Regions from separate parts of the Homo sapiens genome. Here region 1 is linked to region 2. Evidence: read pairs that join two places in POLR2A ChIA-PET (ENCODE). Cell type or tissue: OCI-LY7. All regions are shown on one strand. Each heading gives the region's core, and the rest is flanking DNA. Links, peaks and the distances in the headings are about the cores only. Region 1 overlaps ASH1L (ASH1 like histone lysine methyltransferase). Region 2 overlaps ASH1L (ASH1 like histone lysine methyltransferase).

What was found. ChIA-PET counts read pairs that join two places held together with the same protein. Peaks named below come from ENCODE experiments on the same cell type or tissue, not always from the same donor. Only the 100,000 strongest peaks of a DNase experiment are listed, where the experiment ranks them.
Region 1: POLR2A ChIA-PET joins it to region 2 with 7 read pairs; 5 of 35 experiments call an interaction of 5 or more read pairs at or near these places.

What each region holds. Positions count from the first base shown.
Region 1 is chr1:155,446,615-155,451,944 of GRCh38, forward strand. All of the region lies in intron 4 of ASH1L (ASH1 like histone lysine methyltransferase), which reads right to left. Among named protein-coding and RNA genes, the nearest start is that of MIR555, 100 kb to the left of the region's middle. In OCI-LY7, for the core only: no CTCF peak of the experiment used is centred there; no DNase peak of the experiment used is centred there.
Region 2 is chr1:155,527,294-155,532,618 of GRCh38, forward strand. The region is part of intron 1 of ASH1L (ASH1 like histone lysine methyltransferase); the gene reads right to left. Among named protein-coding and RNA genes, the nearest start is that of ASH1L-AS1, 32 kb to the right of the region's middle. RefSeq lists an enhancer at 2,885-3,386. In OCI-LY7, for the core only: no CTCF peak of the experiment used is centred there; DNase peaks (open chromatin) are centred at 2,158 and 2,798; H3K4me3 peaks cover 1,562 bases; H3K27ac peaks cover 2,775 bases.

The DNA.
Region 1 (5,330 bases), core at 1-5,000, 81 kb before region 2:
TTTTTTTTTTTCTTTTTTTTTTTTTGAGACGGAGTCTCGCTCTGTCGCCTAGGCTGGACTGCAGTGGCGCGATCTCGGCTCACTGCAAGCTCCGCCTCCTGGGTTCACACCATTCTCCTGCCTCAGCCTCCCCAGCAGCTGGGACTTCAGGCGCCCGCCACCGCGCCCGGCTAATTTTTTTTGTATTTTTAGTAGAGACGGGGTTTCATCGTGATCCTGACCTCGTGATCCGCCCGCTTCGGCCTCTCAAAGTGCTGGGATTACAGGCGTGAGCCACCGCGCCCGGCGCTACATTTCAGTTTCTAATTGTTCACTGTATGTAGAAATACAATTATTTCTATATGTTGAGCTTAAACACACAGAAATTGTACTGTTAAACTCATTTATTAAGTTCCAGCAACTTTTTAACAAATTCCTTGGGAATTTTCTGCAAATTGTATTATTTCTGAATAAGACATTAAGACTTCCCTATAATGCTGAATAGAAGTAGTGGACATCTATACCTTTTCCCCAATCTTAGGGAGGAAGCTTTCAGTCTTTCAACATTAAGTGTTAGGTTAGCTGTAGGTTTTTCTGCAAACACCCTGTAATGGGTTGAGCAAATACTATTCTAGTCTTATTTTCTAAGAGCTTTTTTTTAAAAACCATGAATGGATGTCAAATTTTGTCAAATATGTTCCCTTAATCTACTTAGACAATTAGGTGATTTTTCTCATGTATTGTTTTTCTTAAAAAATATTAATTTATTAATTGATTTGAGACTGGGTTATGAGACTGGCTAATTTTTATATTTTTGGTAGAGACGGGGTTTCATGTGTTGCTCAAGGCTGGTCTCGAACTCCTGAGCTCAGGCAATCCGCATGCCTCAGGCTCCCAAAGTGACAGGATTACAGGAGTGAACCACCACACTCAGCCTTGTTACTGCCTGTCTTTTGGGTATAAACCATTTTACCTGGGGTGAGATGATATCTCATTGTAGTTTTGATTTGCATTCCTCTGATAATCAATGATGTTGAATACCTATGCCTGTTGCCATTTGTAGCATCTTCTTTTGAGAAATATCTCTTCAGTCTTTTGTCCATTTTTTAAACAGATTATTAGACTTTTACCTATAGAGTGGTTTGAATTTACATATTCTGGTTATGAACACTTTGTCAGATGTGTAGTTTGCAAATATTTTCTCCCATTCTGTGGGTTGTCTCTTCACTTTATTGATTGTATACTTTGCTGTGCAGAAGCTTTTTTACTTGATTTGATCACATTTATCCATATTTGTTTGGCTGCCTGTGCCTGTGGGGTATTGCTCATAAATTTTTGTTCAGATCAATATCCGGGAGAGTTTTCCCAATGTTCTCTTATAGTAGTTTCATACTTTTGAGATCTTAGATTTAAGCCTTTCATCCATTTTGATTTCAGTTTTTGTATGTGCTGAGAGACAGGGGTCAAGTTTTTCTTTTGCATATGAATATCCAGTATTCCCAGCACTATTTATTGAAGAGACTTTATGCTCTTGGGACCTTTGTCAAAAATAAGTTCACTGTAGGTGTGTGGATTTGTTTCTGGGTTCTCTCTCCTGTTCCACTGGTCTATGTGTCTATTTTTATGCTAGTACCATGCTGTTTTGGTTATCATAGCTCTGTAGCATAACTGAAGTCAGGTAAAGTTATTTCTCCCTTTCAGCTTAGAAATAGCTTTGGCTATTCTGGGTTAATTTTTATTTTTCTTTTCGTTTTGTTGTTGTTGTTGTTGTTGTTGTATTGAGATGGGTCTTGCCAAGGTGCTCAGACTAGCCTCAACCTCCTTGGCTTAAGTAGTCTTTTCCCTGCCTCAGTCACGCAGGTAGCTAAGACTTCAGGCACAGGGGTGCCACACCACCCAACTTTCACTTTCTTCTTTTTTGAGACGGAGACTTGCTCCGTCACCCAGGCTGGAGTGCAATGGTGCGATCTCAGCTCACTGCAACCTCTGCCTCCCAGTTCAAGCAATTCTCCTGCCTCAGACTCCTAAGTAGCTGGGATTACAGGTGCGCGTGACCACGCCCAGCTAATTTTTGTATTTTTTTAGTAGAGACTGGGTTTCACCATGTTGGTCAGGCTGGTCTCAAACTCCTGACCTGGTCATCTGCCCGCCTCGGCCTCCCAAAGTGCTGGGATTACAGGCGTGAGCAACTGCGCCCAGCCCACTATCTTCTTTCTAATGCAGGTTTTACTTGCTCTTCTTTTTTCAGCTTCCTAAAGGTGAGAACTGACTTAGATAGATCTTTGGTGTTTAATAATCTCAGCTATAAATATTCTTAGATTATCCCACAAATTTCTATGTGTGTGTGTGTTTTTTTTTTTAAACGGAGTCTCGCTTTGTTGCCAGGCTGGAGTGCAGTAGCACGATCTCGTCTCACTGCAACCTCCACCTCCCGAGGTCAAGTGATTCTCCTGCCTCAGCCTCCCAAGCAGCCGGGACTACAGGCATGTGCCACCACGCCCAGCTAATTTTTTTGTATTTTTAGCAGAGATAGGGTTTCACCATGTTGGCCAGGATGGTCTCGATCTCTTGACCTCATGATCCACTCGCCTTGGCCTCCCAAAGTGCTGGGATTACAGGCGTGAGCCACCACGCCCGGCCCTATGTGTCTTTCATTTTTATTCATTTCAAAGTATTTTCTGATTTCATTTTTGGGGATTCATCTTTTACTTATGAATTATTTAGAAGTGTGTTATTTAATTTCCACATATTTAGAGAATTTCATAACTTGTGTTACTGAATTCTAATTTAATTCTGTTGTGGTCTGAAAATATATTCTGCATGAGTTTAATCTTTTAAAACGTATCAAGACATTTGATTACCCAGAATAGGATGGTATCTTGGTATAATTCCACACGCACTTCAAAAGAATATGAGAAAAATGTGGTTGTTTTTTTTTTTTTTTGAGACAGAGTCTCGCTCTATCACCCAGGCTGCAGTGCAGTGGCACGATCTCGGCTCACTGCCAGCTCTGCCTCCCAGGTTCACGCCATTCTCCTACCTCAGCCTCCTGAGTAGCTGGGACTACAGGCGCCCGCCACCATGCCTGGCTACTTTTTTGTATTTTTGGTAGAGATGGGGTTTCACCATGTTAGCCAGGATGATCTCGATCTCCTGACCTCATGATCTGCCCGTCTCAGCTTCCCAAAGTGCTGGGATTACAGGCGTGAGCCACTGCGCCCAGCCGAGAAAAATGTGTTTTATATTTTCCCATTGGTTGACAATTTCTGGCACTCTTTACTCCTTTGGTAGATCCATGTTTCTACCTACTATGTTTTCTTTCTATCTGAAGAACGTCCTTTAGTGTTTCTGCTACTGTAGGTCTACTGGCAACAAATTCTTTAAACTTTTCTTTTTCTGATAATGTTTATCTTGCCTCCATTTTTGAAAGATATTTTTGCTGGTTAAAAAATTTTAAGTTGACAGATGTTATTTTTCCTTTCCACATTTAAAGACATCATTCCATTGTGTTTTGGCTTGTAAAATTTCTGACAATATGTCTGCTGATAGTTGTTACTGTGTTCCTCTGTATGTGTTTGTATGTATGTGTTTTTAATTTTCTTTCTGCTGGTTAATTTTAAGATTTTCTCTTTACAATCGTTTTCCAGAAATTTGGTAATAATGTCCTTTAATATGTCTATGTATGCTGTCAGTGTGTTTATCCTACGTGGGATTCGTAGAGTTTCATCGATCTGTGGGATATAGTTTTAATGAAAGTGTGAAAGAAATATTAAACATTATTTCTTCAACTGCTATTCCCAATTTGTTCTTTATGAGACTCTATCCCATGTATATTAGCCCTCTTGATATTGTACCACAGGTCACTAAAGTTTCATTCATTTTTTTGGTCAATCTTTTATTCCACTCTGTACTTCATTTTGGATAACTATTAAGTGTTTGGATTTTGTTGTCTTCCTTTAAAAAATGTTGAAGTTGAAAAAACTGGAACATTTGTACACTGTTGATGGGAATGTAAAATGGCACACCATTGTGGAAAACAGTAGGACAATCCATCAAAAAATTAAAAATGGAATTACCATATAATCGAGGAATTCCACTTCTGGGTATATACCAGAAAGAACTGAAAGCAGGGTCTGGAAGAGGTATCTGTTCACCATTGCTCATAGCAGTATTATTCACAAATGGCCAAGGTTGGTAGCAACCCAAGTAACCATTTATAAACAAATAACAATAAACAAAATGTGGTAAAACATACAAAGGAATATTATTCAGCCTTAAAAGGGAAGGCAATTCTGACACATGCTAAAAAATGGATAAACCCTGTCTGGGTGCAGTGGCTCACACCTGTAATCCCAGCACTTTGGGAGGCTAAGGCGGTCGAATCACCTGAGGTCAGGAGTCTGAGACCAGCCTGACCAGCATGAAGAAACCCTATCTCTACTAAAAATACAAAATTAGCTTGGCATGGTGGCACATGCCTGTAATCCCAGCTACTCGGGAGGCTAAGGCGGGAGAATCACATGAACCCAGGAGGTAGAGGTTGCAGTGAGCTGAGATCTCTCCATTGCACTGCAGCCTGGGCACCAAGAGCAAAACTCCACCTCAAAAAAAAAAAAAAAAAGAAATAAAAATAAATAAAAAATAAACCCTGAGGAACTTATGCTCTAAGTTAAGTAAGCCAGTCACAAAAAAACAAACACCGTATGGTTCCACTTTAGTGGGTGATTGCCAGGGACTGAAGGGACAGGGGAATATGAAGTTCTTATTTAATGGATACAGAGTTTCAGTTTTGCAAGATGAAAAAAGTTACGGAGATTGGTTGCACAATAATGTAAATGTACTTAACACTAGTGAATTAACTGTACACTTAGAAATGGGGAGTCTAGGCAGGCGCGGTGGCTCACGCCCGTAATCACAGCACTTTGGGAGGCCAAGGCCAGCGGATCACCTGAGGTCAGGAGTTCAAGACCAGCCTGGCCAGCATGGCAAAACCCCATCTCTACTAAAAATACAAAAATTGGCTGGCGTGGTGGTGGACACCTGTAATCCCAGTTACTTGGAGGCTGAGGCAGGAGAATCGCTTGTACTTGGAATCCAGCCTGGGCGACAGGAGCGAGACTCTGAAAAAAAAAAAGAAAAGAAAAGAAATGGGGAGTCTAGCTCCATCTCCTAGGCTGGAGTGCACTGGTGTGATCTCAGCTCACGGCAGCCTCCGCCTCCAAGTTCATACGATTCTCTTGCCTCAGCCTCCTGAGTAGCTGGGACTACAGGCATGTGTCACCATGGCCGGCTAATTTTTATATTTTTAGTAGAGATGGGGTCTCACCATGTTGGCCAGACTAGTCTTGAAC
Region 2 (5,325 bases), core at 326-5,325:
TAGAATTCTCTATATTGTCTATTCTCCCTGACCTCCAATCCTTGCTTTTTCTCTTGAACATACTGATTATACTTTCACTGCCACCCCTCCATAGAAACTGCTAGTCAAGGTCACCAACAACCTCCACATTGCTAAGAAGAATGATCAATTCTCAGTCCTCTCATCTTACCTGACCTATCAACAGAATTTGGCACAGCTAAACAGCTCCCTCGCTACCTCACTTGACTTACGGGATACCTTTTTTTTTTTTTTTTTTTTTTTGAGTCAAGGTCTCTCTCTGTCACCCTGGCCAGAGTGCAGTGGCACAATCATAGCTCACTGCAGCCTCAAAATCCTGGGCTCAAGTGATTCTCCTGCCTCAGACCCCAAGTAGCTATTCCAAGTAGCTAGAAATACAGGCATGTGCCACCATGTCCAATTTTTTTTCACTGTTTTAGAGACAGGGTCTCACTAGGTTGCCCAGGCTAGTCTTCAAGTCCTGGCCTCAAGCAATCCTCCGACCTCAGACTCCCGAGTAGCTGGGATGACAGGCATGAGTCACCGTGCCCAGCTCTGGGACTCCTCTCTTGATTGTTCTTCCTCACTGGCTACTACCCTCTGTCTCCTTTGCAGGTTCTTTCCTTCCTCCATGACCTTTAAATACTGGAGTGACGCAGGGTACCCGGACCTCTTCCTTTTTCTATCTACACTCAGTTCCCAAATGACCAGATCCAGTCTTACGGCTTTAAATTTCATCTAACATTGATGATTCACAAATTTCTATCTTCAGATAGAGACTAGCTGAGACCTCTTTCTGGAACTTCAGATTCACATATCTAAATGCTTACTTGACATACTGACTGGATTGTGTAATAGATAGGCACTTAACATGTTTAAAATCAATTCATCTTTGCCCACTGCCCCAAATCTATTCTTCCTACAGGTTTCATTTCAAAATATGGTAATTCCAAAGAGAAATATTTAGGCCAAAAATCTCTACCCATCCTTAATTGCTTTTTCTCTCAAACCCCTCATGTCCATTTGGTCAGCTAAGTTTGTCAGCTTTACCTTCAAAATGTATGCAGAATCTAACCAGTTGTCATTACTCTGACAGCTATTAGATCCAAGTGATGATAAATATGTGAATGGATTATTGCAATAGCTTTTTTTTTTTTTAAAGAAAGAGGTTTATTTAAAGGAATTGCTCACATGATTATGGAAGCTGGCCAGTCCCAAAATCTGCAGGGTGGGTCAGTGGCAGGCTGAAGACCCAGGAAGACCCAATGTTTTCATTCTGCTGGCAGACTTGCCTCTTACTGAGGAGAGGTCAATCTTTTGTTCTGTTAATGCCTTCAGTTGAGTAGATGAAGTTCCTCCCCAACATTATGGAGGGTGATCTGCTTAACTCAAAGTCCATTGATTTATTGATTTTTTAATATATTTAACTTTTATTCTAAGTTCAGGGGTACATGTGCAGGTTTGTTACGTGGGTAAACTTGTGTCATGGGGGTTTATTTCATCACCCAGGTATTAAGCCTAGTACCCATTAGTTATTTTTCCTGATTCTCTCCCTCTTCCCACCCTCCACCCTCCAATAAGCCCCAGTGTGTGTTGTTCCCCTCTATGTGTCCATGTGTTGTCATCATTTAGCTCCCATTTATATGTGAGAACATACAGTATTTGATTTTCTGTTCCTGCACTAGTTTGCCAAAGATAATGGCCTCCACTCCATCCATGATCCTGCCAAGTACATGATCTCATTTTTTTTTTGTGGCTCCATAGCATTTCATGATGTATATGTACTACATTTTCTTTATCCAGTCTACCATTGGTGGGCATTTAGGTTAATCCCATGTCTTTGCTATTGTGAATAGTGCTGCAATGAAGATACGCATGCATCTGTCTTTATGATTTATATTCCTTTGGGTATATACCCAGTAACGGGACTGCTGAGTCAAATGTTATTTCTGTTTTTAGGTCTTTGAGGGATGACCACAGTCTTCCACAATGGCTTAACTAATTTACACTCCCACCAATAGTGTATAAGCACTCCTTTCTCTCTGCAACCTTGCCAGCATCTTTTTTTTTTTTTTTTTGACTTTTTAATAGCCATTCTGAATGATGTGAGATGGTCTCACTGTGGTTTTGATTTGCATTTCTTGAATGATCAGTGATGTTGAGCTTTTCCTCATGATTGTTGGCTGCATGTATGTCTTCTTTTGAGAAGTGTCTGTTCATGTCCTTTACCCACTTTTTAATCATTTTTTTTCTCATAGATTTGCTTAAGTTCCTTACAGATGCTGACATTAGACCTTTGTCAGATGCATAGCTTGCAAAATGCAACATGCTTCTAACTGGTTCCTTGCTTCAACCCTCATATCTCTTCCAGTCTTCTCAATTCAGTTGCAGGGTGATCCTTTCAAAGCCTGATTCAGATCATGTCACTCCTCTGCTCAAAACCCTTTCGTAGGCTTCCTATCTCCCTCAAAGCAGAAGCCAAAATTTTTTAAATGGTCTAAAGATCCAATTTAATTTGTCCTAAAGTCCTCTCTACCTCTCTTCCATCGCCTACCAGTCTCCTCACTTAGTTCCAAGAAGGAGGTACAAAAGTTTCCCTTCTGGTGGAGATTGCAGTGAGCCGAGATTGCGCCACTGCACTCCAGCCTAGGTAACAGAGCAAGACTCTGTCTCAAAAAAAAATAAAAAAAATAAAAAAAAAAGAAGTTTCCCTTCTGTTTCTCAAACACAACAAAAATACTCTTTACCTTGGGACCTTTGCACTTACCATTCCGCTTGACAGAACACCCTTTCCCCAGATAATTGCATATCTTGCTCTTTCACTTCCTTCGTATCTTTGTCTAAACGTAATTTTACAGAAGAAGCATTTCCTAAAAAAAACACCTATCCCCCCACCACCCTCTACTCACATTCAGTATCCTATTTTATTCTCATACTCTTCTTACCACCTGGTGTACTATATATTTGTTGTGTACATCTTTCCATTGAAATTTGAACTCTACCAGGAAATAGACTTATCAGTTTGGTTCACTGCTATATCCCAGCACGTAGAACACTAGCTGGCATATAGTAGGTGTTCAATAAATATTTGTAGAATTAATTCCCTGACTTATGTGGGTTATATTTTACGAGCTTCAAATTGTCCCCTTTCTAGGCCGGGCTCAGTGGCTCACGCCTGTAATCCCAGCACTTTGGGAGGCCAAGGCAGGCAGATCACTTGAGGTCAGGAGTTTGAGACCAGCCTGGCCAACATGGTGAAACCCCGTCTCTACTAAAAAAAAAAAAAAATACAAAAATTAGCTGGGCATGGTGGCACGCTCCTGTAATCTCAGCTACTCAGGAGGTTGAGGCAGGAGAACTGTTTGAACACAGGAGGTGGAGGTTGCAGTGAGCCAAGACTGTGCCACTGCACTCCAGCCTGGGTGACAGACCAAGACTCTGTCTCGGGAAGGAAAAAAAAAAATCAAAAAAATTAGCTGGGCATGGTGGCACGTGCCTATCGTCCCAGCTACCCAGGAGGCTGAGGTGGGAGGATCACCTGAGTCTAGGAGGTCGAGGCTGCAGTGAGCCATGATCACAGCACTGTACTCTAGCCCGGGCAATCAAACAATAAGCTGGGTATGGTGGGACACACTTGTAGTCCTAGCTACTCCAGAGGCACTCCAGCCTGGCCAACAGAGTGACACTCTGTCTCAATCAATCAATCAATATTAAAAAATTAGCTGGGTGTGGTGGGACACACCTGTAGGCCTAGTTACTCTGGAGGCTGAGATGAGAAGATCACTTGAGCCCAAGTGTTCAACACTGGAGTGAGCTAGAATCGTGCCACTGCACTCCAGTCTGGGCAATAAAGAGAGACCCCCATCTCAAAAAACAGATGTAACAAAAAACCCACAACATTTTACAATTTGGAAAAAAAAAAAAAGAATTGCTTTTATATTCATTACTCACAAATGCATACATTTTAAATTTTCCCATTACAATTTTTGTAATGAAAGAATTCCATGTCTTAATATGTATAACTGCAAAATTTATATGTATAAATGAAGAATTTCAGCATTTTTCCAAAGAATTCTTTTTTTTTTTGAAACAGAGTCTCCCTGTCACCCAGGCTGGAGTGCAGTGGCGTGATCTCGGCTCACTGCAACCTCCGCCTCCCGGGTTCAAGCAAAGAATTCATTTTTTATCTGCACTTAATTCCCTTTCAAAACATTACAGAGAAAGGTCTGACAGAAACATGATTCTCATTTTAAAAATGAAAAAAAATTATAAAACTTAATCCAAGTGACACATATTATTACATAAATAGCAGAGTACCAATAAACTGAAAAGAGATTTGAAAACATTTATTTCCCCCCCTAAAAATGTATATGAGAAGAGAGAAATACTACATTTCCCTAACATGATCAAGGAGAAAAACGAACAGTATGCTTACAGGCATATTTTGAGAATCCATTTAGGTAGTAAAACTGGAAAATCATGATTGGCAAACCCCACATACCAAATTTAAGAGTTTCTAGTCAAGATAAACCCAAATTCTGAAGATATTTCACAACAGAGTGCTTTTTATCTGCTGAATGTAAACTGCTTGAAAAACAGTCCCTACAGCAGCTGCCAGAATGCTGTTTTTTGAACTTTCAAAGCAATGTTCATTGAGAATATCATTCTTTCAGCTTTTGGAAAAATATCTAAACAATCTAGGTTTTCCATCCAGGGGCAAGGATGCCATGTTGTAACACAACTTATTTTGGTTTCTACTACAATATATTCAACTTAAAATACATTTCCAAGGAAAAACACAGACCTAAGATTGCTAGAATCTCTTCACTCAAACAGGCAAACTCAATATTCATCTCACATGCAATTTTGGGATTTATGTTTTCAAATCTCTGGAACAATGTGGGACAGTCTGGTCCAAATTCAAAGGAAAGTAACACTGTACCTACAGCATTAAATACTTTTGCACAAATCATTACAGCATTAAGTAAACTCTTTAGAAAATTACTAACCATATGTTTTTTAAAAAGGAAATTACTAATTATATTAATAGGACATATACATTGTATAAAAACAAAGTATGATAATCTAACAATATGTTAAAAACTACCTACAAATTTACAAATACATATTCTCTACAAAATGAAGACCTCTATCCACCCCAACACCTGCCATTCTAATCCCACATCCAAGTAACAAACAGTGGATCTGATAAAAATTAACTAATACACTGTTATTAATATAGTGGTCTGGGCTGGGCGTGGTTGCTCATGCCTATAAATCCCAGCACTTTGGGAGGCTGAGGCGAGTGGATCACCTGAGGTCAGGAGT